Regions from separate parts of the Homo sapiens genome. Here region 2 is linked to region 1. A link is a loop called in an ENCODE intact Hi-C map of the cell type or tissue named here. Cell type or tissue: PC-3. All regions are shown on one strand. Each heading gives the region's core, and the rest is flanking DNA. Links, peaks and the distances in the headings are about the cores only.

Evidence for each region. A loop is a pair of places that touch in the nucleus more often than their neighbours do. Peaks named below come from ENCODE experiments on the same cell type or tissue, not always from the same donor. Only the 100,000 strongest peaks of a DNase experiment are listed, where the experiment ranks them.
Region 2: a loop joins it to region 1, with 2.8 times the contacts of the local background. A loop is called at or near these places in 1 of 110 quality-filtered maps.

What each region holds. Positions count from the first base shown.
Region 1 is chr4:185,953,297-185,969,123 of GRCh38, forward strand. LOC124900828 (a long non-coding RNA gene) reads left to right here and starts at 11,953. Exons shown (of 2, transcript XR_007058417.1): 1 at 11,953-12,528. It also overlaps a transcript of SORBS2 not described here. In PC-3, for the core only: no CTCF peak of the experiment used is centred there; no DNase peak of the experiment used is centred there.
Region 2 is chr4:185,904,530-185,920,356 of GRCh38, forward strand. It overlaps LOC101928929 (a long non-coding RNA gene), which reads left to right. Exons shown (of 4, transcript XR_939583.3): 3 at 13,904-14,007; 4 at 14,780-14,932. It also overlaps a transcript of SORBS2 not described here. Among named protein-coding and RNA genes, the nearest start is that of SORBS2, 100 kb to the left of the region's middle. In PC-3, for the core only: no CTCF peak of the experiment used is centred there; a DNase peak (open chromatin) is centred at 7,432; H3K27ac peaks cover 2,608 bases.

The sequences.
Region 1 (15,827 bases), core at 7,397-11,396:
GAATGAGACTCTGTCTCAAAAAACACAAACAATAATAATCATAATAATATGTTTCCCAGACTCCATGCTCTCCAGTCAGCCCTTCCTCTCTCACTGGCATCATTTTGGTCTGGTATTTCCACCCTTCCTTTGGAAAAATCTCTCTTCTACTCAGCATTCCCCAACAGCCTCCGTGCTCAGTCCCACCAGGACACCAAGGTGGGACCCTGTGTTAAAGTGTACTTCCCAAGGCTATTTGCATTTGCATAGGCTTCAGAGCATTAAATCCAAGGCAATACTCTCAAAAGGTAGAAGTCTAGATGTCAGCTGAAAGATGAAAGAGACTGGCGAGGGTGAGGACAGAGATGAAGACGCTAATAAGGGCCTTTCTGTTGCTGGCTCCGTAGCCAGGCCCCTCTTCTCAGGAGTAATCATGTCAACTCCATCATCCCCAGTGAGGTGGGAATCGATTTTATCACACCTTTATAATTACACCCTTCTTATATTTACATGAACTGCTTATAATTATGTGGATTTCTTGCAACTCTCATAAGCTGCCCAAGTAGGGCCAATCTCCCCGGTGTGGGCAGGGAGTAGGCGCAGAGCTGGGCTTTCCATCACACCTGTGTGTGTCCAAGGCCAACCTTGGTCCATTATCTCATGCCTGGAGGACATCCCGGAGGGAGACGTCCTTTCTTTTGCTTTAATCCATTCCTTAAGTTAACTCATCTCTTGCTGTCCTGAATGTTTTATTGATGCTAACTTTATTTTTAAAGATTATAATCTGCCTGTTCTTTTTATTCTTTCTTTACTAGAAATAGATTTTATATATCTCAGGTATAAGGACACTTCTTATCATCCAAGATACCCTCCTTCTGTATTCTCTTCTGCAAAATAATACCCCCTCTATAGTCCCGTTGCCATTCATCAAGGTTGCTAATGGACTCCCTGTGACCATCTGATTAATGGGCTAATACACCTTCTCAAAAGCAATGCCTTTTAAACATAGAAATAAGTAAGACAATAATCTCACATACATTTAAAAAATCTTATTTTTATCTTACAGTTGATTTTTAAATCTTAAAACTTTGAATTTTAATTTTGTATTATTTTGATAGTGAATTATATTACACATAAATGCTTTTTAAATATTAGATGTACATTTCCATTTTACTTGCTTATATTTTATAAATAAAATTATGTACATTGTAAATATTTTGAGAAACAAAATCACAAAGTGTATCAAGCTAGCATAATTGATGTTGTCACAGAGGCGAAGTGTATTTTCACTCACCAGACCATAATTAGTAAATAAATGAATACTGAATGAATAAACGAAGCGTCTCTTATTGTTTGGCACTCATTATTTTCAAATGTTGGCTATTAAAGATAGATAATGCTAGGCTGGGTGCAGTGGCTCACACCTGTAATCCCAGCACTTTGGGAGGCTGAGGCAGGCGGATCACGAGGTCAGGAGTTCGAGACAAGACTGGTCAACATGGCAAAACCCCAACTCTACTAAAAGTACAAAAATTAGCAGGATGTGGAGGCAGGTGCCTGTAATCCCAGCTACTCAGGAGGCTGAGGCAGGAGAATTGCTTGAACCAGATAAGTGGCAGTGAGCAGAGACCTTGCCATTGCATTCCAGCCTGGCCAACATGAGTAAAACTCCATCTCAAAAACAAACAAAGAAACAAAAAAACAGTACCACCGGGCTAGCAATTTAGAAACTATAATCAATGCCTTAATATGTCCCTTCTTTTAGAAAAATAACTACACAAAGCATCTGCATGACTTATAAGAGCTTCCACAAATATACCATAAAATGTTAGCCCTGATAATTTGCTGTGACATTTAACATTTCAATGGGCCATGTTTCTTAGAGATCACTAGGAAATGAAGCAGAGCACTCTTTGCATTCATTTCTGCTCCCCGAGAAAACACTTTCTCTCCTTCACTCAAGCCACCATTCATAACCCAGTGATGTGTGATGTCACTTGTCCCACAGAGGATAATGAACAACTTCCCGGGAAATATTTCCATATGACTAACAATTTAATGTCTTAGACAGAAACTGAATCTTGCCTACTGTATAGAAGAAACAACTGTGTTAGTTCAACTGCATGGTACATGATGAAAGTCCCTGTTATAGCTATTCCTTCTAACAGATAATTGATGGGGCCAAGAGACAAAAGAAGGAACTCACTCTCAGAAATAAACGCTCCACAAAGCAATCTCATGCCTCACCTAATGCAATATGTTTCTCATGGGTCTTTTGTTACTCTAACATATTAAATTATCCTTCCAATTACCTTGGCAACTGAAACAAGAGCGCCTAACACGCTGATGACTTTCGGACGAGCACACCAGCTGTCAGTTATAAATGATAATTAAGGCATCTTAATTATTAAGCACAGTGAAAATATGCAGTGTTCATTTTTTATAAAACTTGTGTCCTAAGGTAGAAGAATCCTCATACCAACCAAATGCTCTTTCTCTACCTTTGATCAGCAATTTGGCCTTTTTTCTCTCTGAGGCTGATAAATTGCAGCAACCTTTGAGATACTAGACCCTCCACCCCCACCCCAGGTCTTCCCCCAGGTCTCCTTAGTTATAAAGGTAGCAGAATGTGATGGTTGAAAGCTGCATTTGTAACCAGCTTACCTTCGCAACAATAGCAAGAGTAACAAAGAATCCATCCTAATAAAAGCTCTGTGCACAGTCAGCTTAAGCAACGTAAAGTGTTCCTTTATTCTGCTTAGTAGCTTCTCCCCCAGAGGTTAACCATTTTAAAGCTGGCACTCAGCCTGAGAACAGGAACAAAGCATTACTAGAAAGCAGGGATCTTCCTCCAGGATCAGCATCTCTGCTTTCCGTAATTCTTAAGAAATATAGAAACTCAATGAAAAGGAAGTGATACCTTTGGATGGGCACATTCCAGCACAGGAAAATCGCTGTCTTGTCGGCTGCTGTGCAGAATGAGTTGCTTGGGCAGGTATTCCTCTATTCTCAGCTCCCGGGTCTGCCTTGTAGCCGCAGCCAGCCTAGGGAGCATTTACGGCATGTACGTGGTGTTCATCCACAATAAAAGGAGACTAACCAGCTCAGCTTGGCGCTGCTCGCCTGGAGGCATCAGATCCTTGGACCCTCCCCATCTGATTGGCTGCTACCCGGTCTAGCCGAACTCCTCTGCCTTAACCTTCTGCTGCGTTCAATACATTTTCCCTCGGGATACAGTCAGAGAAGAGCTGGTTAGGGAATCAGTGGCAGGTTAAATTGAGCTGGCTTTAAAAATCAGTGACATGATTTTCTATGAAGATGTCTAATGTTTAATTTTCCAAAGTTCTACGTAATCCACAAGGAGAGACGTAATAAAATGGATATGATTTAACAGGAGCGGCTTCATGATTCCTCCCTGAAAATACCTGGAGTTTAATGCATGCCTAACACCCTACTGAAGTGATCAGGTGGCTTTTTGCAGCACTGCGTGTCTGTATAATCAACCTTAAATCAAAACAGATGGGGATGACAGAATATATTAAGAGGCTTATTAAAAGTGCCAGGAGATGCAGTTGAATAAGGCTGCTGAAGCCATCTCAAGAAAGTGTTATAAATCATTTACACAAAATGCTCTTAAGACAGTTATGGTTGATTTTAGATAGCTCTGATAATAAAAACATAAAGACCAATGACAGACAAAAAGGTAAAGCCTGACTTAGCATCTCTAGAAGACAAGTAACAGAAAGAAAAATCAAATCTTTTACTCTACAAAAGTAGTGAAATGAGAAAAGAACAAAAGTACACCTTCATCATCTCCTGTCCATGTACTGGATTCAATTTGGTCAAGGACCTAGAACAGGGTATTGAAAAGTCCCCAATGGGGTTTTGGTTTGTTTTGTTCTTTCTGTTTTTTTTTGTTTTTTGTTTTTTGTTGTTGTTTCTTTGTTTTGAGACCGAGTTTTGCTCTGTTGCCCAGGCTGGAGTGCAGTGGCGTGATCTCCACGCACTACCCCCTCCACCTCCCAGGTTCAAGCAGTTCTCCTGCCTCAGCCTCCCGAGCAGCTGGGATCACAGGCACCTGCCACCACACCCAGCTAATTTTTGTATTTTTAGTAGAGATGGGGTTTCACTATGTTGGCCAGGCTGGTCTCGAACTCCTGACCTCAGGTGATCCGCCTGCCTCAACCTCCCAAAATGCTGGGATTACAGGCGTGAGCCACCACACCCAGACAGTTTTGTTTTGTTTTGTTTTGTTTTTAAAAATGAGAGGCATCAAATGGAAGATAGTGAATTGACCACATACATTTAACCCTTTCTCCCTCACAAAGCCCCACTAAAATGACAATAAAGCTTTTATTTTAAGAACCATAAACCCACAAGGACAAAGAAATAGGAGAAAACAGCAACCCAATTTAGAAAAAGAAAGCAGATGGGTGAGTGGTAGCTGGACAGAGAGAGCTGGATCCCAAATGAGCAATGAGGAGAGTCAAGAAGCAGCAGCATTTCCAAGCCAGCAGCCCCAATATGCTCTGGAATTGGCAGAGATGAAATTGGGGCTAAAAACAGCAGGTGGCCTGACTGCCCATCATTCACCCTGCAGAACACAGAAGGCTTATTCTCTGGAGAGACTAACAGAGGGCTTCTGGACTGGCATGGCTGGGAATAAAGGTACCAAACTAAAAATATTGCTGTTAATCAGAAACAGATATAAAAACCCTGGGCCTTCTTTCCCCACTCAACTCCTGGGAGCCAGGTAGCAAGGTGAATAGGCTCCAGAAAAAAAGATGTGAAGAGCGCTCTTCAGGGATCCCACCATCCCAAAATATAAGACGTAAAGGCATCACTACAGGGTACTCTCTAAGATATGGCTGGGCTAGATCTCCCAGAAGTTCAGGCCACATTAATAAGCTCTACACATGAATTTTGGTGCCCCTCTCTTACATGTAAGCAGATCAGACAAATCTCTAACATCAAAGCATAGAACAAAACAAACAAAAAAGAAACAGGCAAATAACAGACAGACAAGCAAACATGGCAAAAAGTAAACTGATGGAAACAATGGGTGTGCAGGGAGAAGAACAGTTTAAACACTATCATTAATGGCCTTGTCAAAATAAGAGATGTATGGCAGTTCTCACTCTGCATGGTTCCAGTATTCACAAATATCACCTACACAGTGTAGTTGATAGCACCAGTCTTCCAGCAATACAGTTCAAATTTCAGTTACCATGGCGTGTTAACCATGAGTGATTATGCAGTATGCAAACTCTTTTAGCTCTTCCACCCACAGTCACTAAGTAATAATAGATGCACAACATGATCACTGGCCAATCACAGCACTTCTTCAAAACCTGTCAGTGATTGGTTGCGGCATGCCTGTTAGTCAGCTCATGTATATTGTTGTTGTTGAGTTGTTGCACCAAGTGTGTTATGGAGTTGCCTCCTTGTCTCCCAGTGGTGCACCCATGCAACATTTCACAAGAATGGATAACGAAAAGAGGGAATTCACCAACAAAGATGAAAGTGCTGCAAAGAAATAAACAATTTCATGGGAAGTGAAATTGGATATGATTAGAAGATTTTAAAATGGGAATAGCAAAGTTTAAGATTTGAAGAGACCTAGCTTTGAATAAATCATACTGCAGAAGCCTAATCAATACTTTTTTAAAAGGTAAGTTTCTTTAACATCTTTTTAAATTGCACAAAGGAAAGAAAGCACTCTGGTTGGATTGAAGATTGTAATTTTTGAAAAGTTATTTAGCTAATATTCAGGTCAAAGTGTTGATGTTCCTTCCCACCTGAAAAGAAAATGGTAATTACAAAAGAAAGGAAGAAGACACTTTTTACTGCCAGAAAAATCTGTTTTCAAAAGTTGGCAGAAACTGATTAATGTTAAGCCATCTTGTGAAGCTTCCAGAGCAAACGGTGTCCTGCTATGAAATGTTCACCTAGATTCCAAGGACTGGTTAAACAAGGGGACATGATCGTTGTCAAATATTCTATGTGAATAAAAGTGTTTGTGATGAAAAAGATGAAAATGTCCCAGAGGAAGTGATCCTGGCAAAATAATTTACGCTAAAGAATTCTTGGGGCCAGGCACGGTGGCTCACACCTGTAATCCCATCACTTTGGGATGCCAAGGCAGGTGGATTTCTTGAGGTCAGGAGTTTGAGACCAGCCTGGCCAACATAGTGAAACCCTGTCTCTACTAAAAATACAAAAGAGCTGGACATGGTGGCACACACCTGTAATCCCAGCTACTAAGGAGGCTGACACAGGAGAATCGCTTGAACCGAGGAGGTGGAGGTTGCAGTGAGCTGAGATGGCACCATTGCACTCCAGCCTGGGTGACAGAGTGAGACTGTATCTCAAAATAAAACAAAACAGAACAAAACATCTCTTGGAGACATTTCATGACATTGAAAGCACAAAGGAGAAATGATGGTGGGAAGCTGCTCCAAACTTAGAAGGGAGGATGACAATTCCCCAAGACGTGGGAAAGGTGCTACTTTAGTGTTTTAATTCACATCATGAGAAGGGGACAAGCTCTGTTCCAAGAAAGAAATAACTAATTTTCCCTGTTTTCAATGCTTTAAATTACGGCATACTCAGTAAATATTAGTTTTGTTATTTTTATTGCCCTATGCATTTATAACTGATAGCAAGAGCATTTTTAAAGTCATAGGAAAATTATTAAAGGCCACAGAACAATTGTCATTTTCATCATTGATTATTAAGATTGCTTTTCATGGTTTCAGCTACAATCCTGTACTACCACACAAACTGAAGACTGACTATATTTTTCTATGAAATAAGCAAAAGCAACTGTATGAAAGAAAACTATGGAACACAAAAAGCTCTTGGAAAATTCAGAAGAAGAATTGGAAGACAAAGTTGAGGAAATATCCTTGAAAGTTGAGTAAAAGGGCAAAAAATGGAAAACTGTAAGAAAAACGGTAAGAAAATTGGAGATATAGTCTAGGAATTCAACATCTGGATAACAGGAATTCTAGCAAGAAACAGTTAAGAAAACAAAAGGAAGAAAACCATAAAAAATAATTTTTAAAAAGTTCTCATGAGTTTCCAGAATAGAAGTATGACGTTAAGACACACAATTGGCTCATGGTCGTGGAATTTCAGCAAATTAAAAATAAAGCACTTTCTTGGTTTGGTGAGATAGCTCATTCTTATAATTTCAGCATTTTGGGAGGTTAAGGTGGGAGAATTACTTGAGGCCAGGAGTTTGAGACCAGCCTGGGCAGCATAGCAAGATCCTCATCACTACAAAAAAATGAAAATTAAAAAATTAGCCAGGCATGGTGGGGCATGCTTGTAGTCCCTGCTACTTGGGAGGCTGAGCCTAGAAGTTTGAGGCTGCAGTTGGCCTTAAATGAATCAAGACCCTGCCTCTTGAAAAAAAAAAAAAGTTCTTTAAACTTCTGGAAAGAAAACTATGAATTTCATATAAAGGATCAAGAATTTGGATGGTATGTTTCTCAATAACAATACTAGAAGCTGGAAGGTAGTGGAAAAATGTCTTTGAAGTTCTGAGAGAAAAGGATTTCCAATTTGGAATTCCATACCTAGCCAAAATATCTCTAAGAGTCGAGATAGATAAGACATGTTTTTCTTGGATTTGAAAGGTCCTTAAAATTTCCGTCTCAAGAACCTTTTCTCAGGAGTCTATTGCAAAATGTGTCCACCAAAACAAGGGAATAAAACAAAAAAGACAAGGCTTGGCATCCAGAAAACTGGGATCCTACAAAATGAAAAGTTCAAGGCTCTGCCACCCTGCAGAATGGTCTTGGAGACATTTCAGAATAAAGACAACGAGCAGATCTAGGGAGCTGTCAGTCCAGATTGCATCAGGTCAAAAGGAGGAACAATTTCAGGAAGACAAAATTGATAGCATGTATAATATATTTGAGATTTTTGAGAAAAGGCTTATACAATTGGGAGAGGGCTCTAGGCTGTACTAATTGTAAGTATATAAACAACTGAGTAACAAAAAAGACAATTTTGTTGAATAGGAAAACAAAGTAATTGTAGTAAACATGATTCAGGCTTGAGTAGTTTTTACTTAGCCACAGTTATAAAAGTACTGAGTATTGATACAAGCAAAAGTATAGTATTTCAAGGCTAGCTGACTGCAAGTGTAGGTGCATGGTGGGTATAGGCCGTATGATTGAAAGAGAAATAAATCCTCACCTTCCAAAGGGAGAAGTCAATATTTACTGCCTAAAACTGAAATATCAAGAAGTGGAAATACGAACACTTAGAGGTGAGGAAGTAAATACTAGAAGAGCTAATTTTAATATGATTGCCTCCAGCAAACAGGAAATGGCAGAAATTCCTGTTTTTGTAATTGCTGAATACAACTTTACATGTACATCCGTTAACTGTAATGAGAATAAAAATTATAACAAAATATTAAAACTTGAGGTAGAGTTGTAAGTCTTTATGCGCTAACGATTAAGTAGAGAAAATGCAAGATGTATAACAGTGTGAAAAAAGGGAGCCATTTATGTTAAAAAAAGAAATATTTATACCTTTTAGAAAGATGTACAAGAAAATAATCTACTGATGATGGTTGCCTCTGGGCAGCAAAATTGGAGGGTTTAAGATATGGAGATGAAACTTATTTTTTCCTATATAATTTTCTATACTGTTACAATCTTTACTTATAAACATTTTTCAATAAAATTAACAAATTTTAAATGACAAAATTTCTAATCCAAGAGAAAAAAGTCTACTTTTGTCATTTAAGTGGTGATCTTCTACAGTAAATAATCTTATGAATTTGGTCTTCATATTGAATTTGTTTTCTGGTTAAAAATATTAAGACTTTGGAAGCAATGAAAATTAGAGTAGTATGTCATTGTAAAGAAGCACATATAATGTTACATGCATAATGTCACAAACATAATGTATTTCAATAACATATTTAAATTGTCTATTAGAATTTCTTGCATGGTCATGGCTGAGAATTTCCTTTGTAAAACATTCCTTGAAAAGTCTCCTTAGCACTTAATATGGGAGGAACTTTTTGGGTAAGGGAGGTAATTTTGGGTCTGTGGAGGCAGAGGAAAAGATACGGAATTCAGAGAAAGCTGGTAGTAAGATGGCAAAGGGCCTCTCACCAAATCATCAATAAAGACACAAAATTTATGGAATATTTGCTGGGAACACAATTTTTAGAGAGGGATGAAGAGGTTAGCCTTCTTGTCAATGTTATGGAAAGAATAGCATCAGATCATGTTGGAATAGAATCTTGGAGGCAGAGAAAGGAAGCTCCAGGAACATAGAAAAAATATGTGGAATGCTTTGGTTGGTTGCAAGTAGAACTATAGTTACAACCAAGGGCTGCCCAGGTTACTTCTAAATTGTACATAGAAACTATAGACATCCCGAAGCTTTAATTCTAATGTTGTTCTACCATTTGCCAAATGAATAACCCTGGAGTAAGTAATATAAACATTTAGAATCTCAACCTTCTCAACTCAGCTACCACACTACCAACACTATTTTAATCAAATATTTGTAAACCTTTAACATTTTTAGTGTGAAGCAAATCTATGATATAGCAGTGCTCTTTACAAAATGCTTTATAATTTTCTCATTTCTCAAACTGTAGTTCTTCCACCTATTTCTTTTTTATATCTTAGGTAAGTGTAATAGTTTATTCTGTGTTTGTGGTAGGATACTTTGCAAATTATAGAAGGCAATAAAAATTCCTAGTGTCTGAGCATTTTATTATTTAGTTCCAGCTTAGTTTACAAGATCATCTCTGGCTTCAATGGTAAAAATTTGAATTTCCTCTGGAATCCTCTACTGAGTATAGTTAAGTTCACTGGCATTCTCCTTCTGGCTCACCAATTTCAGTCACTTTCTTGTTAGAGGCACTTCAGAGAAAATAAAGGATCTTAAAATCAATACTAGAACATTCAAGAGGCACTATTTGAAATTCTGAAGTGATAAAAAAAATAAAATAAAATGACATTCAAGAGCAATATACAAATATGGTCAGCATATTTTTCTCCAAAATAATTATAATTATTTAAAAATAAATTTAAAACTCAATCATAAATATAAAAGAACCAGTAAAGTAAAACATCCTTAACACTTTACCACCAAAATCATTTTATAGAATTTAAAAACAATGATAAATTTTACTTCTTAGTGACTTTTCAATAACCAAAGTCAAAGTTAATCAAAAATGTTCAAACACACATTTGGTGCCTGTTGAGGAATTTTGAGAAAATAACAATAGTTGATTCAACTGTACAGATCCACAGGATTTGGCAGTCACAGAAAATACCTTGTAAATTGAACTTTTTGTTTAAGAAATAAAATAAGCATTCTTTAGCATGTAGAGTATCTTGAACTTCAGAACACAATCTACAAGGCTAACTTATTATAAAACAATCATTTTCACAGCTAATATTTGTATTTCTATTTGATCATTTAATTGTTCATTTGTTTATTCATCAAACATTGAATACTTCACATTGGTACCCAAATTTGTGGATTTTGAGGTATAGAAAGGGAAATCAGAAGGAACAACTAGTAGGAAGAAGATACTGACCCATCCTGTGATCCTGTAGTACCATCCATTCTGTCCCTCCCAGATGCTCCACTGTATAGAACACACCCATATTGGAGGGCTGTCTCTTTAAAATTACCTCTTCTTATGTCTATGTGATACATATGAGCAGATACTTCTTATAAATCTAATCCGCTTTAATTGGGTTTGCCAGGAGTGATTACAGACTTTTTCTTACATCTTTGCTTTCAGAAAGTAATTGGATAACTTCTTATGCTATATGGAAATGCAGTAGCTAACAAAATGGCAGACTTCCTATTTAATTAAATTTGTACATCTCCAACACAAACTTGACTATACAGATTTACAGTAATGAAATCTCTAAAGTTTTTAAATATAAGTTTTAACTGCCAATTCCAATTCCAAAAACAGGGATATAAAAGACAGTTTTGAGAATTAACCAATGCGATAAAAAGGGAGCCCCTTTCCTTAGCACAATTTCTCACTGTCTACTGTAGTTTCATTCTTTTGAGTCTGTCATTGCCTTTGTCTTTTCACTTCAAAGCCATATTCAGCTTCAGATCTCAAACACAATGCAGTGGGCTGGTGTCTGCTTACTAGAGCTGAAATGCCTTGTTTTGGAAGTGCCTTAACAGCTAAACTTATTGGTCTAGATTTACCACCTTGACCTACTTCATTCATTTATTTTCATGAAAATGGAGACTTCTGATGCTTATTCACATGAAAGCATCCATTAGACCAGAGTTCAGATAAAAATAAGGACGTTTCTGATAAATTGCTTCATTCACATTAGCTCTTCTGGGCAATAGGTAGGAGGAAATAAAACACTTATATCTCTACAAGTAATTCATGAGGAGCACAGATGTTTTTACACTAAACCATGTTATAAAATGTGATAAAAGTCTCTGATAAAAATAAATTATCCTCAACCCAACTTCTGGAGGGGCCACAGGACAACTTTCTCTTTGCCCTCTGAAGGGTCACTGAAAATGAACAGACAAAAAGAAGATTAAGCCGGACGCAGTGGCTCACCTCTGTAATCCCAGCACTTTGGGAGGCCGAGGCGGGTGGATCACATCAGATCAAGAGTTCAAGACCAGCCTGGACAACATGGTGAAACCCCATCTCTACTAAAAATATAAAAATTAGCTGGGCGTGGTGGCACACGCCTGTAATCCCAGCTACTCAGGAGGCTGAGGCAGGAGAATCGCTTGAACCTGGGAGGCTGAGGTTTCAGTGAGCCGAGATTGTGCCATTGCACTCCAGCCTGGGCGACAGAGCAAGACTCAGTCTCAAAACAAAATAAAAGGCAAATTAATAGGAGAAAAGGCACACACACATTTCTATTTTAACTTGTATAGCACTGGGGAATTGCAGAATGATTACCCAGTGGGGTACAGACGCTTAGACACCCCTCTTCATACAACAAATGTGGCGATTTGTGGAACAGTGAATGATTTTTAGGGGAAAATGAATGGACTTGGAGAACATACGATGGCCTGGGACAAAACGTGTTGTGACTGGAGATCAGGCAATTGTTTGTGACAAAAGTGTACCCAGGGGTGTTGATGGACTTCGGTCTTTCTTCCTGTGATATGAGTGCAGTTAATGAAACTCAGGGAAGGCAGTTGTGTTCTTTTGGCCAGTCTGGTTTCTAGGAAGATAAAGGATCCTCAGAGAACAACTTCATTCTGTTCCTTGGGAGAGACAAAACATTGAGAAATGGGGGTGAGGGGTAGGTCAGAGAGACCTTGGGATCGCTTCTTCAATCCAGCATGTCAAAGGGCCATATGTTGGAGTTCAGGTTTCTGAGACACAACACTTCCTGTTGTAGCAGCAGAAAAGGAGTGATCCGTTTCCTCCCTGTCATAGGGGTCAAAACGGACACCTCTGAAACAAAGACAGATTAACAAGAGAAAAGCCCAACAAATATATTCGACCACAGCTTTACAATACACAGGAGCCTTCGGAATGAAGACCCAAAGGTACCGGGGAAACTCTCTGATTGTGTGCCCAGGTTTCAGGGAGCAGGGACAGTCATGCAGAAATGTGACCGGACAGAAGGAAATGATGTAATGGTAACAGGCTAACTAGGGACACTCGGTGAGGCCTGTCTGTTCAGATCTTGCTCAGCCTCTCTGTGTAGCTTTCCTTCCTCGCAGGTATCCGGCAGGACCCTTTCTGTAATGGGGGGCCTATTACCTACCATTAAATAAGATAGGTCAGAAAATTTTTTCTGGCCAATTCTTACACAGAAAAACAGCCAAAAGTGAAAGTGCCTTTAGGCTACACGTTGGCTTTGGGGAAAAGGAACTCTGGTTTCTGTGACACTCGTTGGGGCAGAGAGATTCTAGTTCCTGCGACTGGCCTCAGGGGAGAATGGGGCTGAGAGACAGGAGGGTGAGAGAAGGTCACAGGGAAACTTCGCTTCTGAGGCTGCTTCTGCCGTCTTCACTTTGAAGCATCATTTTTCTGAGCCTCAACATTCTTCAGTCTGAAACTTCCCCCCAGTAGTTTTTTTGTTTGTTTGTTCATTTGTTTTGAGACAGAGTCTCACTCTGTCGCCAGGCTGGAGTGCAGTGGGGCGATCTCGGCTCACTGCAACCTCTGCCTCCCTGGTTCAAGCGATTCTCCTGCCTCAGCCTCCCGAGTAGCTGGGATGACAGGCACCCACCACCACACTGGGCTTATTTTTGTATTTTTAGTAGAGACGGGGTTTCACCATGTTGGCCAGGCTGGTCTTGAACTCCTAACCTCAGGTGATTCACCCACCTCGGCCTCCCAAAGTGCTGGGATTACAGGTTTGAGCCACCACGCCCGGCCCCCATAGGTAGTTTGACAGTCCACGGATCGGGTTGGTGGATTGTCTCCCAGGCTGTTCCCAGGCTCTCAGTCCTGAGAAGAGGCCTTTCAGCTAATCAGTTGACAGTTGTGTCTCATTTCAGCAGCAGTGTTGCAGACTGGCTTCCACCGAAGTCAGGCCCCAAATAGTGTGAACAGTCATGTACGTAGCAAAGGGCATTTCTAGGGAAAGAAAAGAAAACAAACCTTTGGGTCTAGAGGGCAGCCAGTCAAGATTTTCAGATGTTAGACTTGAAGCATCTTCATATGGAGTGAGAGCAGACAGTGGCAATCTGGGATTTTTCCGGTTCGCAGTTTGCATCCGGTGAGCTTTCTAAGTGGCCCATATAGTAATAGGCAGAAAGTTTATTTCTACATAAAACTGCTGTGGTGATTTCTCCAAAGGCTATATCAGACCATCCAGTTTTAGTCTGCAGGGTTTCAGGAAAGTGCAGTTTTCATTTCAGTGATTCCAAGCTGGAAGGGTGGAGAAAAATTACAAATACTACTTTGGTGAGTCATAGTCAAATATTGCAGGAAACTAAAATAATTCAAGATCTGGTCCAGATTGTAGGTAGATAGTAAACCCTCAAAAACAATGAGGTAGAGTCTAATAACAGGTGCACTAGAGTTGTCTTCTGAAATATAATTTTTATTTCTCTAGTCCACCTATCAAAAAACATAAAAAATATGTTTCAAACAAAAAGTCATTAAAACAAGACTAATTTGTTCATAAGAAAAGTTTAGTCTTTAGTCTTTATGATTTTTTACATAAGTATAGCAAGAATAGTGATCAACCATATAGGCACTTTTTAAATTGGCTTTGTGGGGAACTTTTTCATAAGGAACCTCAGACTGGACTTTCTAAAAGCCTCTCAGGTCTCAGGAGCCAAGCCAAGGACGCACCTCAGGACTGTACTTACACAAACAACTGTTTTGCCTTAAAACTAGAATACTCGCAGTTGCCAAATTTTGGAGGGATCAGGTAGGGACAAAGGTAAATGTTTCAATTTTGCTCATAAAAATATACGTTAGCAAATTGCTGCAAGCTATAGATAGCATAGAAGAGTTTCCTTAACAATGCAGATAAAAACATAAAAAATATGTTTCAAACAAAAAGTCACTAAAAAGTCATAATCCTTTGTGAGTTCAGTCCCATGTAATTAATTCTTGTTCTGCCAATGTAAGTTAGGATTTTCTTGAGTCCAGTTTTTCCATTCGAGTTATGGAAACTCAGTCCAATGGTATGAACTCAGAGTTAGAATTATTTTTGTTCTTTCCATATATTTCCTTGAAGACACAACATTTTAGGACTCTAATCACTTGCAAAGAGCTTTCAGAAAAAAACATCAAAATAAAGCAATTAACTGTGGACAGTAAGATGTAAAATGGCTATGGTTAAAGATATGATAGGAATTCACAATAATAATGATGCAACTGTCAAGAAAATTTGGTCCTCTCTGTGGCACACAACATTTTAACATTAGCGTTATGACTGATAACATATACTAAAACATAATTTCTAGGATTTCTAGGAATCTCTTACAATTTTGGAACACATATGTCAATAACATATTCACACAAATATAACCTCAAAGAAGGTTAAACATCATTTCTTATTTGACAATGTTTGTCATATAATTTAACATATCAAGTAAGTCTAATTTAATGTCTTTCTTGGATTTCCAGGGGCCCTCCTATAATGTCTAAAAGTTACTTTGAGGTCAAAAAGACTTAATTTTGATTTGGGGAAAGTTGCCAAAATAAAGGTTGCCATCACAGATCATTATGAGAAAAATAACCACTTATTTAAACAAAAGATCTAATAAACACAGTGTGATGCACATGGAATATTTTTTCTTTCTCTTCTTTTTTCTTTTGTAGTTTATTCAAAAGGGAAACAAAAATCCTTTATTATCTCTTCTCTTATAATACATTTATTTATTCTTAGTTTAACCACATAAGCTCCTCTGTTATATTTTCAACTATTTTATCTAATTAATATAATATACAACATTAAAAAACTATTCTGAAATGATCTTTAAACGTACTCTAAACTAGATAAAATTACTTTTCTAAACAAAACACATATTTTTCATTTTTTGTAACTTTTTTCATCAGAAATACCTCTTGTTTTGCTTGTATATTTTGCGTATAAAATTGGTCTTCTTATTTTTGGTAGTTTTCATTAAATGTATTAATTGTAATTTTAACTCTTAGTAGCCTTAATTTTTACTGAAAACCTAGAAGTAAGCAATTTTGACTGTTTGCACTAGTAATTTATAAATACACATTTTAAAATTATTAGAAACATTAGTTTTTTAGAATCTTCGTATGTTTATTAACAAATCCAAATACATTTTGCTTTTTAAAATAACCTATAAAAACAAAATGCCAAAGTATATAAACTGGAACTTATGCTTATTAATTAATCTTTCAGTAC
Region 2 (15,827 bases), core at 5,369-9,368, 51 kb before region 1:
GGCGGTTAGGAACAGGAAGAAAGTTCCTCTGACTTGGTGTTTCCCTGAAATGCTGATTAGATAAATAACAGTGCATGCCGCACAATGACAAAAGCAACTTATAAACATCAAGGGTTATGTGAGGCAACCGTACATCTGATTTTGGTATTGTGGTATTTGATATTTCAAGAGACTAAAATAAAAGAGAAAGTATAAAAATAAGCAGTTTCCCAGGGAGTTATGGCAAAGCTCAGGACATCAAACGAGACTGAACCAAGTGAGAAGTGCAACTACCTCCAAGGGTAAAAGAAATAGGCCGGGCGCAGTGGCTCATGCCTGTAATCCCAGCACTTTGGGAGGCTGAGGCAGGTGGATCACCTGAGGTCGGGGGTTCGAGACCAGCCTGACCAACATGGAGAAACCTTGTCTCTACTAAAAATACAAAATTAGCCAGGCGTGGTGGCGCATGCCTATAGTCCCAGCTACTCGGGAAGCTGAGGCAGGACAATCGCTTGAACCTGGGAGGCAGAGGTTGCAGTGAGCCAAGATTGCACCACTGCACTCCAGCCTGGGCAACAAGAGTGAAACTCTGTCAAAAAAAAAAAAGAAAGAAAGAAAGAAAGAAACAGTGCCAGCCTACCAGACCATCTGAAGTAGTCTGTCTTACTCCAGTGGAGCAGGCTTCCCCAAGCTGGGGGCCAAAAAACCCCAGGGAAACACAGGGTTCATCAAATAATGGCTAAAGTGAGCTCATTTTTATATCTATACAAATATAAACATATACAATACATGTAAATGTACAGATTTGTGTATGTAACAATCATTTAAGGGTGTATGGAAAACTACTTAAATATACTATTTATGGTAGTGTTTTATCTTCTCAAGAGATACTAAAAGCTGTATTATTTTTATACAGAGGTCTACTAAAATGTTTTGGCTCTGAAAAATGACTCTCACTTGCAAATGCTGGAATTTAGAGCAAAACAGTATTCCCTTCCTAAAACAAACATAACAGTCATAACGGTATTCCATTTCTGAAGCATAATGATACACCTATCAAAATGGTTAACATTTGAGTTTGAATTAGGTTGTCATTGTTTCTTCTCTCTCTTTAATACATTTTAAAATATGTTTTTCTACAGGTGCGGTCTTACTAAGTTGCCCAGGCTGGTCTTGTACTCTTGGCCTCAAGCAATCCTCCCACCTCAGCCTCCCAAAGCACTGGGATTACACACATGAGCTACTAGGCCCGGCCTCTTCTGTCTTTTTGTAGGTGTGTTTATGAACTAAGTAGTGACCCAATATGAATTTCCAAGTCAAAGGGAACAACTGCAAGACAAATAAGGTAGTCAGGGCCCTTCAAACAAAAATAAGTGCCCTGCTGTCATGAGAATCAACACAATCTCCTCTGGGCCCAGCAAAGAGAGGACCCTCTGCCTCCTTCTCATACTCTGTGTGAGCACCAAGTGACCATCCAAACTATTTTAGGGCAGTGCTCAACTGGGGCAGGTCACACCATGTGGTCCACTCCCATTTTTTTTTTGAGACGGAGTCTCGCTCTGTGGCCCAGGCTGGAGTGCAGTGGCACAATCTCAGCTCACTGCAACCTCCGCCTCCTGGGTTCAAGTGATTCTCCTGCCTCAGCCTCCTGAGTAGCTGGGACTACTGGCATGCACCACCATGCCTGGGTAATTTCGTATTTTTAGTAGAGACAGGGTTTCTCCTTGTTGCTCAGGCTGGTCTCAAACTCCTGACCTCAGGTGATCTGCCTGCCTCATCCTCCCAAAGTGCTGGGATTATAGGCCTGAGCCACCACGCCTGGCCTGTTTATTTTTATAAGTAATGATTTGCTTTATGCATCTCCAGATTTAATATGCCACTCTATCCAAAACTGGGAAAATTTTATTTATTTCTCAAAGTTTTTTAAATAAACCCTCTCTACAGACATTAGGAAGTTAATTAGAGATACTTAAGATATTTGGGTCAAAACCAAAACATTTAAAATCATTTTTAGCAGGACCAACTTTTGGTATGAAATAAACACATACTGAAATCATCTGTAAATTTACTATTCATAAACATAGCTTAAGAAAATACCTAACGCAGCACTCTACAATGCAGTGCCCGTGAATGAATAAATGAATGACACCTGCCCACTGTTTATATGATTCCATACGTATCTCGGACTATATGCATGACTCTAATACATGTGAATATGGTATTCTATCTATACGAAAAGACAAAGATCTTTCTTCTAATAAATGAATCTTTTGCTCATTATACCCCAAGTCCCCATTTGGGAGAAGTGATATTTAGGGAGGAATTATTGGGAAGAGGCCGGGCGCAGTGCCTCACGCCTGTAATCCCAGCACTTTGGGAGGCCAAGGCAGGCGGATCACCTGAGGTCAGGAGTTCAAGACCAGCTTGGCCAACATGGCGAAACCCCGTGTCTACTAAAAATAAAATTAAAAAAAGAAATTAGCAGGGTGTGGTGGTGCGAGCCTGTAATCCCAGCTACTCAGGAGGCTGAGGCAGGAGACCAGCTTGAACCTTGGAGGCAGAGGTTGCAGTGAGCTGAGATGGTGCCACTGCACTCCAGCCTGGGTGACAGAGCAAAACTCCATCATAACAAAAAAAAAAAAAAAAGAGGAATGATTGGGAAGATTTGTTGTCCATCTATTCCATCATATGCTCACTTGTCTTGTTGGTTGAAGTCGAACCATGGAATAGAGGATGTTCGGCCAAATTTCCTTGCTACCCTGCTAGTCTGTCTGTCCACCTTAAATGTTTTCGCTGGGTTACCTTTTGGTATTATAATGTTAGCTTTTATAGTAAGAAACTCGTTTAGAGCACTTTAATGTAAAATTCCATATAAGAAATTTATTTTAGAGCTATGAGGTAGAAAAAGCTCGGTTCTCCTGAGGAGGTGTTATTTACCGTCTTTATAACATAATTGTCATGTTTCCATTTTAACTTTGGCCATGAAGAAACACATTTTGTGGCCTGGATGTTTATGTTTAGCTGTTTTTCTGGAGAGCTTTGCTTCTTGCCTCTTTTTATTTTGTTTCTTGATGATGGATATTTTCTTTAAAATCACATATTATCCTTATGTATAATGTGATTTTAGTTTCCGAGGTTTTATTGGTAAGTTAAGCTACCTCAGTTCTTTAGTGGAAAATACAAGGATATAGATGTTATTATAGGTATAGATACGGAACTCTTAGCTAAGCACATGCACTCTCTCTCCCTCCTTCCCTCTCTCCTTCCTGTGCGTGTATTTAAATTGCACAATTCAGTTTAAGTCATTTCCAATCTTCTCCTTGTACAAATGTGCCTTTGGTTTTTAAAGATTCATTAGACCTATGCTTTGTCTTGGTAAACATAACCATATACACAATTGTCTGCCTTTAAGAGAATTGAAACAATCCCAGAATTGTGTTCCCAACATAGCTTAGTATAAGGTGTAATTAAACATTTAAGGACATTTGAGAGGCAACTGTGGAAAACCGACCTGGAGAGGTCATCGGGCAGAGCCATGCTGAGCTCCTCACCACTACCATGCACATTCTCCCAAAACAAGCGCATTCTCAGGATATTGCTTTTGCTTTCTTCTTCTTGATGAGCTGCTTCACACACATTCTATTCTCAAGAACCAACTTCCTACCTGACCTGGCTCCCATCTAACTTAATAAAAAGAAAACCTGTTTTTTATTTCATCTATAGATAAATTATGGTCTGAAATGAACTACTAGTGAACCCATGCAAAGGCTATATATATATATATATATATATATATATATATATATATATATATTTGTATACACACAAATATATATATATACACATATATATACATGTATATATATGTTAGTAAATGGCCACTCGAGGTATAGAAAGTCACCCAAAGACATCACAAAAACTATTTAAATATTTGAAATATAATTGAAACAGGCCTATTCTCAATGAAAAAAAAAAGTGCCACGTTCCCTCTGACTTCTGATTGCTAAATCAAAACGCTTAGAAAGGGTTTGTTGGAAAATGAATCTGTCTGTCGAGTAAACTCAGAGAAGCGCTCAAAGGGATCGCCGAGTAATGATTCTGAAGCTGTACTGTGTTTCCTCAGGAGACAATCTTCTAGACCTCTGAAATGAATGAGTCCTTAACCAAATGAATTTTTGTAAATATTTCTATAAACTAGTAAAAACTTTTAGAGCAAAGGAGTTCATCTCAGGAGAGTAAGATATAGGAGACCCACAATGATGGAGGCTCTGTTCTATCAAGACACAAAACAGATAGGTTGAGCCATAAAACATGAAACCATAAGGCTCTAAAATATAACCCTTGCATAACATATAAAAATATATGAATATATGCATTATACATGTACTTTATATACATGTATTTTTATATAATACATATATAAAAATAAATTTTGTATATTTATATAAATTCAACAATCCCACTACTGGGTTTCTACCCAAAGGAAAAGAAAAAATAAATTTGGTATATTTGTATGAATCCAACAATCCCACCACTGGGTTTCTACCCATAGGAAAAGAAGTCGTTATATCAAAAAGACATCTGCACTCATGTGTTTACTGTAGCAGTACTCACAATGGCAAAGATATGGAATCAACCTAAGTGTCCATCAACAGATGACTGAATAAAGAAAATGTGGTATATATACAATGGAATCCTATTCAGCCATAAAAAATGAAATTATGTTTTTTGCAGCATAATGAATGGAACTGGAGGTCATTACCTTAAGTGAAACAACTCAAAACGTCAAATACTTTATGTTCTCACTTGTAAGTGGGAGCTAAATAATGTGTAAGCATAGACGTAGAATGACAAGCATTGGAGACTCAGAAGGGCTAGGGGTATGTGGGGAGGGGGTGGATGATGAAAGATGACTTAATGGGGACAATGTACATTATCTGGGTGATGGATCTACCAAAAGCCCAGACTTCACCGCTACACAATATATCCACATGACAAAATTACACTCGTACTTCTTAAATTTATATAAATTAAGATAAATAAATAAAAGGGTAAAAAAAAGAAAAAATAAAGTCATTGCATTAAAAATCTTTCAAGCATTGCTTTATCATCGCATAAATGTAGCCAAAGATTCTGAAGAATTATGAGGGCTTCTGTGAAGACATTGTTTCACTGCCACTCAATATAACTTGTGAAAACTTTGGTCAAGAACTCTAAACTAGGAAAACATGCAAAGAAATGTTCACTCATAGCAATATTTGACACAGTTGATTTTTCTGCTGCATTTCTTTTTCTACAAAGAGAAATATTATTCAAAGAGAAAAAATTTGCCAGGCATGGTGGCAGGTGCCTGTAATCCCAGCTACTCAGGAGGATGAGGCAGGAGAATTGCTTGAACCCGGGAGGCGGAGGTTGAAGTGAGCTGAGATCGCTCCACTGCACTCCAGCTTGGGTGACAGAGCTAGACTCCATCTCAGAAAAAAAAAAAAAAAAAAAGAAAAGAAATATATTCCCTTCAATGTCATGCCTGGCTGTGTGTCTGACACTGTTCAAGATCTAATGAAAGGAAATGTTAAGACACACCTAGTATGTGATTCAGCCCAAATTCCAGCCAGGCCAAGGTGGCTCTGCAACTGTGCTCTTTGCCACAAATGACCCTGTGTCCTGCAGAATAAAGGACACTACAAGTAATAGCACTGGAGTACAATGTGTGCCCTATGCATATATTTATAAAATGCTATGGTTCCCACTGACGAGAAGGGCCTGGCCACACCCTACTCCATTTTCAATGCGTTTCCTGTGTTTCTATCTCTTACTGAAAAGAAATGCTGATTTTGTAACAAAGAAGCCTTGCTATCCTTCAAAACCCCTTTATGAAGTTGACTTCATTTTATCCTCTCCATTTCCATCAATACTCCCAACTCTGGAGACTTTCTCCCCATTCCTCTCCTGTCCTCCCTTCTCTCTTGCCTCATATTCAGAACACAGATAGAGCTTGAAGATCATGGCTTCTGGTATGAAACTTTTATTATTCATTTATGTGTTTGTTTGTTTTTTGAGTCTGGGTCTCACTCTCTTTCCCAGGCTGGCGTTCAGTGGCTCAATCATGGCTCACTGCAGGCTCAGCCTCCTTAGCTCAACCTCCTCCCACCTCAGCCTCCTTAGCTCAACCGCCTCCCACCTCAGCCTCCTGAGTCGCCGAGATGGCAGGCATGAGCCAGCACATCTGACTGCAACTTTTATTCTATAACCTAAATCCTGTGGGTATACAAAGATGCAGATATAAACAGGTATCACAGACTGTATTATATATGAGAAATAAAATATTTATAATTTCTCTACATCAGTAAATCAGAATTTAACATTATCCAAATTCCCTTCCAGACTTTTCTCAGGTGCGTGGTTTCAGAGTAGGACTCGTTTCTTATATACAATGCGGTGTTTGATTTTTTAAAAAAAAAAAACTTCCCTTGGAAAATACTAAAACTATTATGCATTGAGTCATTTAATATTCAGAATAACCTCACAAAGCAGGTGTTAACAACTTCCATTTTACCCTTTATAAAATAAAGACTCTAGAGAGATTAGATAAGTAGCTTGTCCAAGTTTACAAACAAGTTTATGCCCTTTCTACTGAGCTACATTTCCTTTATTGTCTTATAACATAAACTTATCTCATATGTCTGATAAAAACTGTCCAAGAGGCTTCAAAATTATGATGATTTTCTTTTCTTTTCGAGACAGAGTCTCGCTCTGTCACCCAGGCTGGAGTGCAGTGGCATGATCATGGCTCACTGCAGCCTTGACCTCCTGGGTTCAAGTGATCTTCTTGCCTCAGCCTCCTGAGTAGCTGGAGCTACAGGTGTGCACCACCATGCCTGGCTAATTTTTTTTATTTTTTGTATAGGTGGAGTCTCACTATATTGCTCAGGCTGGTCTTGAACTCCTGGGCTCAGTCTTCCCACCCCAGCCTCTCAAAGTCCTGGGATTATAAGCATGAGCCACCACGCCCAGCCTGATTTTCTCCTTGAGTGCGCAAGTTTCCCTCTTGGTGGATACACTTAACCGCACTTTAATGGTTCTAAGATACACATTTTAACATCTAAGTCGGGATGTATCTCAAGATCAAGGACAACTGACATTTGCTGTCACGTTGGCCAGGTGGCAGCGGTGACAGACTGGTCACTGCCTGCAGGGGCTTAATATGGTTATAGTTTCAGTGGCACAACTGGGCAACTGTAACTCATTTATGTCAGGTCCACAGATGACAAGGATCTCTTGCAGAAAAAATAGAAGACCTGGCTGGGTTCTGAAAACCTCTTATTGACACATTATTAGATCAAGAAGCAATTAGCATCAACATTCACAGAACAGTTTGTGAGCAACTTGCAGGAAGATCCCAGAGATGGCTGCAGGGCACAGATAAGAAATGCCACATCACTAGTGCTCTCCATGGCACAGAGAAATACTTATGGAAAAACATGGACTTTGATGATTCACAATTGAAAAGTGACTCAGAAGAGCTGGACTTTGTAGGAGAAAAACATTGAAAATAATCTAACCAATTATTTCACTTATTTTTCATTTTCATGTATGCACAAAATGCATGTTTAAATAACCCTAAAAAACTCTTTCAGTAAGTGTAGTTTTTAATTAGCAGTGCTTCTTTCTTTTCTCAGTGGTGTGTAGCTAGCCTCGTACAGGTGACAAAATATAGGTAATTTATTTGAAGCATCTCTTATTGTTTGGCACTCATTATTTTCAAATGTTTGCTATTAAAGATAGATAATGCTAGGCCGGGCATGGTGGCTCATGCCTGTAATCGCAGCACTTTGGAAGGCCGAGGCGGGTGGATCATCTGAGGTCAGGAGTTCGAGACCAGCCTGGCCAACATGGTGAAACCCCGTCTCTACTAAAAATACAAAAATTAGCTGGCTGTGGTGGTGGGCACCTGTAATCCCAGCTACTCAGGTGGCTGAGGCAGGAGAATCGCTTGCACCCAGGAGGTGGAGGTTGCAGTGAGCCGAGATCATGCCACTGCACTGCAGCCTGGGCAACAAGAACGAAACTCCATCTCAAAAAAAAAAAAAAAAAAAAAAAAAAGAGTTTCTATTTTGTCATAGTAGGAGAAAAGGGAAAGGGTATTCAAAACAAGAAGCTGTCACTAAACAAAAAATCATAATTACCTTGAGATCCTGGCAGCTTCTTTGTTAGCCCTCCATTTCACCATGCTAATTATAAAGAAAAGTAAACTTACATTTTTTGCTCTGGAGAACATCAAGCAAAATATTTGATCTGCTGTCTAAGCACCTGATGGTATGAACAATTGGAACTGTTAGACAACAAACAATAGCATTAAACACTCACCTTCCCGTTTCGAATGTTACATAATAAACAGCCGGATACTGCTGACATTAACACCCATTATTGTGCTGCATTAGTTTTATGGGTGCAATAAACACTCCTGGATGATGAACATTTTGTAATTCAAAGAATGACTCATGGAAAATAGTTTTCATTTGCTAAAGTGCTGCAGGGTTGCATTAAAAAATGTCTTGCTGTGCTGAAATTGATTCCATCTGAACGGCAGTTCAAAAGCTACCAGCAACTTTAAAAATGCACAAGGATGTTTTGCTTCTTTCATCTATTTGGGAAAACAGAAGCAACCAAATATAATAATGTTCCTGGGACCCACTGCATGGTTATGTCCTGTTACATAAACAAGCATTATATAAAACAGAGTCATGATTAGCCTATCTTTTTATGGAACAAATAAACATTAACCAAATAAAACCAGTTTTTACCAGATGGCATCCAATAAAATATTACCATTGAGGCTCATTCTGTCCAAACCTTTAAAAAATGTTACCATACCTTGATTTAGGTTGACCTGACAGACCAACATCTGAACTTTTAAAAAAGATTTTACCAAAGGATTCGCTGAGTGATTCTTTCGAGACGAGTCTAAACCAATACAATCAAATAGAATTCAGTTCAAACTGACTGTTTTCTCTGATCGCAATGATTGTGTTAAACGGTAAGACTGAAGAAGTCACTTCCTATTAAACATTTTCTCATTTCGTTTCTTCTTGGGGATTTAATTAAACCAGATTCTGAAGAGGATGGTGACTAGTTGGTTATTGTTAGCAAGACAGGAGTTAGAGCAAATGACATTGTAACACCAGGAATGTCTCTCTTTGAGATTTTAAAACTAGAAGAGATTCTCATTATTCTGGATTTTAGGATGTATGAATGACTCTTCAAAGACTCATTCATTGCAATGGTTTAGTCTGAATGTAATCCCAGGAAAATAAATTTGTTTTTGAGCTCTGAAGATCCAATATCTAAAATGTTGATGTAGAAAACATAATTTAATCTTTATAACATCCCCATGTGGGACATGGTTAGCTCTAGATCACTCTGAATTTTAATCCAGTAGTGCTTCATAAGACCATACACCTTTCTGAAGGGTTTCAGAGCACAAACCTTCAAATATGTTCAGTTATTGACACACAAAGCTTAAAAATAAGAAATTTTGAGTACCAAAACAAGTATGTTTTAAAGTACTCACTCTTCAGTCTGAAATTCCATGATTCTATACCTGGGTTATTTTCACTGTGGACAATAACTAGCTTGCTCTAGCTTTGCCAATGTTGCCACAACCATCTATAAACAAACTCAAAAACTGAAAAATAGAAAACAACACTATATTTTTCATTTTTTCTCTAGGAAAGTTAGAAATAAGTATATTTTCTCTCCTTTCAAGTTCTGAAACAAAAACCCCACTAATCGTGTATACTTGCACTGACTCTTGCCTCAGTAAATCTCAGTTAAGTAATTTGTTACAGTAGCATTTCCTCATTCTGGTATAATTTTTATGTACAGACTGTTTTCATTATTTCACCCTCATAAAAATATACTTTTATAATCTAGCCTACAGAGTTGCTACTCAATCATGTTTCATAACAAGTTCTATAGGTACATACCGGAATGTTATTCACCATTGGCTTAGAATTTAACAGTTTATAAAGGTGCAAATATCTGGGATTTGGGGCTGAAAGGTACTATTATGTTATTACCGTGAACGCACGTTCATTGTAAATACTGTGGTAACCCAGGCCTGAAAGAATCTATGAAGTTAACATTATGCATTTTTTGGGTTTTGAGGTTTCTGAAATGCATCCATCACTCCTGACCAATTGACGTTTACAAATACCACGAGGCCTGACCATCAGGCAGCTTTGTTTTCATTCCCTGCACGGCCCTTGCCCTCTTCCTGTCTCGGCATCTTTATCTAACCTCTGTAACCAGTCACAACTCATTTATTATCATCTGAAAAATAGTGCTGAAATGTTTATACACAATCAATTTGTAATTAATAGGAAATGACTTTATGGGGTCGTTTGATCCCTGCTGGTGGGAGAAAGCCTGGGTTATGTCTAATGGATTTTTTCCATCTCCTTCAGTGGTGACGTGTGGCAAATGGATTGTAAATGAAGATAGACTGTGTAATGAATGACGACACTAAAGACTAATGTGAAGGACTTTAGGGAAAACAAAAGGCTTTCATCTGAAAGGATGATCTGTGGACCAAGGTCACTCATACCACTCACTGCTCATTTTCTCATGTTATTTTAAAACTTTTTTCGGCCTTTATACTGCTTTCAGCAGCATTTGTGTGTAAGAAGTGGACGATGACTTTAATAAAGAGACCCGAATGGAACTGAATGGAGCATTTGTTTTTGAAGCAACTTTTACTGTCCTCAGTTTTATCTCATAGAAGCCTCCCTCCAAGGGCACTGCCATAGACTCACATGTTTCCTCTAATGCCTTGAAAAGCATTTTCCTAAAATGAAGGTCTTGGGAACATTTTACCTGTTGGCCAGAAACCTAAATAGTAATCAGCTCTGAAGGTCATTCTGATGGCATGGAAAAAGCATTGTGCTCTAGAGGAAAAAGCTAACTACGAGGGTAGCCTGGGGAGGACCAGGAGAGTACATACAAACAGGTTTTGCTGCAGTCACACTGCAGACGTTTGACATCTATTTTTCTGCTTTTCCTTTCTACATTTCTCTCATTTCCTTCCCTCTTTCCTTCTCTTTTGTCCTTTCTTCCTTTCTCCCAAAAATATTTATTGGGAATTCCCTATGTGCTACACTTGTACTGGTAAGAAGAAAATTAACAGGTCCTTCTGCCCCCCACCCCCAGCATTAAGTTTAATGAAGGAGAGATATTAATACTCACTCTACTGAATGTATGATTGCAAAGCAAGATAAGTGCTCTGGATTAAAGGAACGTAGCTCTCTAAGAAGGTTAAGTAACACAAAAAAACCTAACCCTGGTAATTTTGAAGATTTGGGATCTTGCAATAAGAAGGTTTGTAGGTGAAGTAATATTTGACCTGGAAACTGAAGACTGTGGTGTTAACCAGACATAAGGAGGCTGGAGGAAGAAGCAGCATAAGCAAAGGGCCCGTGGTCATCAACGATCTGTATGAACTTGTATAGGAAGAAAGCAGAGAGGGAAATGGCAGGTGGATAAGTAAGGAGAAGCGAGATCACAATAGGGTCAAGTGGGTCAGGAAGATACTGAAGGGTTTCCAACTGGAGGAAATTAGAGGGCCACTCAGGGTGCAGTATGAGTCATGGACCGGAGGGAAACAAGAATGGATGCAAGAAGACTGAATTAGGAGGAATTTCAGAGTCCAGGTAGAAGATGGTGGACTTTGATCCAAAATCATTGAAACTAAGAAAACCAGGGGCCTCAGATGTTCTTTGGTCTGTTTTCATCTAAAAACTATTGTATGGATATGGCTGTCCCACCAGGCAGCAACCAGAAGTTAGAGGTGGGAGCATGGCTTGCAGAGTTATTCTGGACATGTCAGTCTCAGTGCCTGTCACGCCCACAGTTGCTTTTGAGTGCAAACCACCCAGTCACCTGCCTGTGAAGCATAGTGAGCCAATTCATTACTAATGATTATCACAGAATCGATCACATTAGCCAACTGACTCAATAGCTGGATTCTTGAAGTGGCCTGGTATAAAAAGAGGACTGGTTTGTGAATAGAGAATTTGACGCCCAAGATACGACACTCCCAGCACATTCATTTTCAACAGTGCTTCTCAATGGTGGCAATTTTACTTCCCAGGGGACATTTTCTGTGTCTGGAGACATTTTTGATTGTCACAACTAGGGAGGTGAGAACTGGCACCTGGTCTGTAGAGGAGAGCGATGCTATTAAACATGCTACAGTGCACAGGCAGCCCCCACCTCCCCCAACAAAGAATTATGTGGCCCCAAATAGTAACAGTGCACAGGTTGACTATACAACTCGTCAAATCCTTAGAATCTGCAAAGGGCTGTCTTTTCGTATGCTAATGAGCTGACTCATGGCTGGCAGCTCCCAGGTAGCTACAGGATGGGGCTGGGTACCAGAAAGACCAAGCCAGGATTAGAGGGTTGGGACTTTTGGCCCCACCCCAACCTCATGGGAGGGTAGAGGGGCTGAAGGTTAAGTGGATCACCAATGGCCAATGGTTTAATTAATCACGCCTATCTAACAAATACTCTATAAAGTCCCTGAGGACAGGGTTTGGGAAGCTTCTGGAGAGCTGAATACATGGAGTTTCCTGGAGGGCGGTGTGGCAGGGAAGGCACAGAAGCTCCGCACCCCTTCCCTCATACCCTGCCCTGTGCGTCTCTTCATCTGTATCCTTTGTATCCTTTTCATTTCTTTGAAACAGGGTCTAACTCTGTTGCCCAGGCTGGAGTGCAGTGGCACGATCTCAGCTCACTGTAACCTCCGCCTCCCGGGCTCAAGGGATCCTCTCACCTCAGCCTCCTGAGTAGCTGGGACTATAGGTGCAAGCCACCATGCCTAGCTCATCTTTTGTGTTTTTTATAGAGACAAGGTTTCGCCATGTTGTCCAGGCTGGTATTGAACTCCTGTCCTCGAGGGATCCACCTGCCTCGGCCTCCCAACCTGCTGGGATTATAGGCATGAGCCACCACTGCTGGCCCATAATATCCTTTATAATAAAACAGCAAATGTTTCCCTGAGTCATGTGAGCCACTCTAGTAAATTAATCAAACCTAAGAAGGGGGACATGGGAACCCCAGCTATAGCCAGCCGGTCAGAAGCACAGGTTATTCAACCTGGGGTTTGCGACTGGTATCAAAAATTGGGGAGAGGCAGACTTGGGACTGAACCTTCAACCTGCGGGATCTGACACTATTTTCAGGTAGACAGCATCAGAATGGTACTGAACTGGGGGACACCCTACTGGTGTCTGCTGCTTGATGAGTGGGGAAAACCTCCCTGACATTTGGTCACTGAAGTCTTCTGTGTTGATTGTCGTGGTGTGAGAGCAGAGGAAAAACAGTTTGTGTTTTTTCCACTCAGATTGAGAAACCCTGACTGTCAACGATAGAACGGGTCAAGACTTCCATGTATTATGAATATGGCAGACAAAATAAAATTCTTAGTTTCATAACGGAAATAAAGGAGAAATGTGATGTTCCGGGAAAGCAGCTGAGACACATTCTAACAGTATAGCTTATTTGCAATACATTGGGTATTTACTCAACCAGTGTTTACTAGGCATCAAACAAACTCAAAATACTTGTTAGAAAAAAAGACAATACCTAAGATGTTTTCACAGATTCACTAATCACCAACATTTCTTTGAATGTAAAAAATCTTATAAAGGTTGTTTGCAGAAATTAAATTAGTAATTTCCCAAATTTGACATGCTATTTGATTCTGTTAGCAGATAATACAACTAACTTTTTTTTGTTCGTACGTTTTCATGGTTACAGAGCTGGAGAAAGAAACGTTATGTATGAGAAAATACTTTGGTTTAAATTGTTTACGAGTAATTTCTCTCATACTGATGTGCTAAATGGCTTCTCTTTGTCCCTCCAGGTCACTCTCCATCTTTTCCGCCAGTGCCCAACTGACTGATCTTTACAGATGGTGTCAACAGATGCATCTACCCTCTGGCTTCAAGTTGAGTTGGCCAATGAAGGGTGAGAGAAAACTGAAGTAGGGTTCTTTATTCACCCAGCCCTTCCCCAAGAGGTCACCACGGCCTCACGGTGGCCCCCATGGCTCATATTAGAGAGACATTTGCGTAGCTCTGTTTCCACTCACCTCTTCCAGCCTAGGGTGGGAGCAGAGCCCCTACAATAGCTCTTGCATTTGCCTTATATCACGGTCACAGCACCGAAAATAGTCTCATTATTAAACTCTCACTGAAGAAGTGTTCTAATTGAATTGGACTATTCTGTGCTGAGAGCCTAATGAGTAGAACTTCTCTAATGATGATGTAGATGTTCATGAAGATTTACAGTTTCCACGTATGTTCACCCAGTACATCACAATGGATGCACAAATGATCTGTATAATATATACATGTAACTGGAATGAGTCCACAGATGCAGCATTTGATGTACAAAAATCTTCACAAAACCAAAGCATAGGGCAGAAGAAAAGCTTTGTAACTCTTTAAATTATAGATGATTCCAGGCATCAGTGTAGTATTTGCATAGCTCTCTTAGAACAAGGGACACTGGGAACTCAGGAAGAATCAGAACTCTTTTCATGAATTTCTTTAGTGCAGTCAAGTTTCCTCTTTTATGAACCAGCATAGTTAACCCATCTTCTAAAGAATTCGTTCATTACCACTTACATAGTTCAATCCCCAGCTTGCTTGGAGATTGAAAAATATCTCTAAGATACTTGATTACATAAGTGTTCTGCCTAGAAATCCCAAAACTCTTACTCTTTTTGCTGTCATAGGAGGCGCTGCGGAAAGTACATGACATTTGCAGTTGTGGGCGACTGTGCTGTGGGATGAAACCAGGCTCCTCATCAAGATGAACATAGATTCAAGTCTCCATCTTAGCCATTTCCTAGTTCTGTGATTATAAATAAACTCCTTGACTTTTCTGAGCCTTAGTTTCATGATCTCTGTAATGAGAATAATATTATCTCTTCCCAAGCATTTGATAATAATTAAGTGAGGTGATATAAACTGCCTAGACCAGTTTTTGACTGTAGAGGTTTTTCTTTCTTTCTTTCTTTACTCTAATTTCACCTCTGGAAAAGCAGTCAAAATGAGAAAAGTCAAACCCGCATCAGAAAAGAAGCAACTTGACACACACATGCAATTAACCCACTTCACCAGGATATGTCACCAAATTGACATCACCAGAAATAGCTGATACAATGGTTTGCTTCACCGTTTATCAGTAATCTCTTATCTTCTCTTTCCTTTTTACTTCGCTCATATCTTATTGTCCTGCTGTCATCTTTTCATGCCATGCATCTCTGGGACACCCAGCCTGAAGTGGCATATATTTGATGCTCAATAATACATGGCAGATGACATAAGATATTGGCTTTGCAAAATCTACCGCTGTTCTGAACTATCATACAAAACAATTAGTTGTTAGTATGCCATCTTTCTTATTAATCTTCCTCAATAATATGAATAATCTTAATATTTCCATTTAAGAAAAATGCAAGCTATATGTTATTCTCATTTGACAAAAAAATTATTCTAAGAGGAAACATTGGAAAATGAGTTTCAAAATAGTGGTACACAAATTTGATTCTATGTCAAATGGTTTTAAATATAAAAGTAGCATAATCATCAGGAGAGGACTTTAAAATTCACTCTTTCTACAGATCTTGAATGGCCAGATAAAAATCAGAACTCCAACCAGTTCCCACCATCTCTGATGTGAGCTCCTATTTTGTGTGCCGGATGACTCAGTGGACGCCAGCAGCAGATCAATTTACCGTAGCACAAGGTGTCTCTGTCCCAAGGTTTGTGTACTTGCAT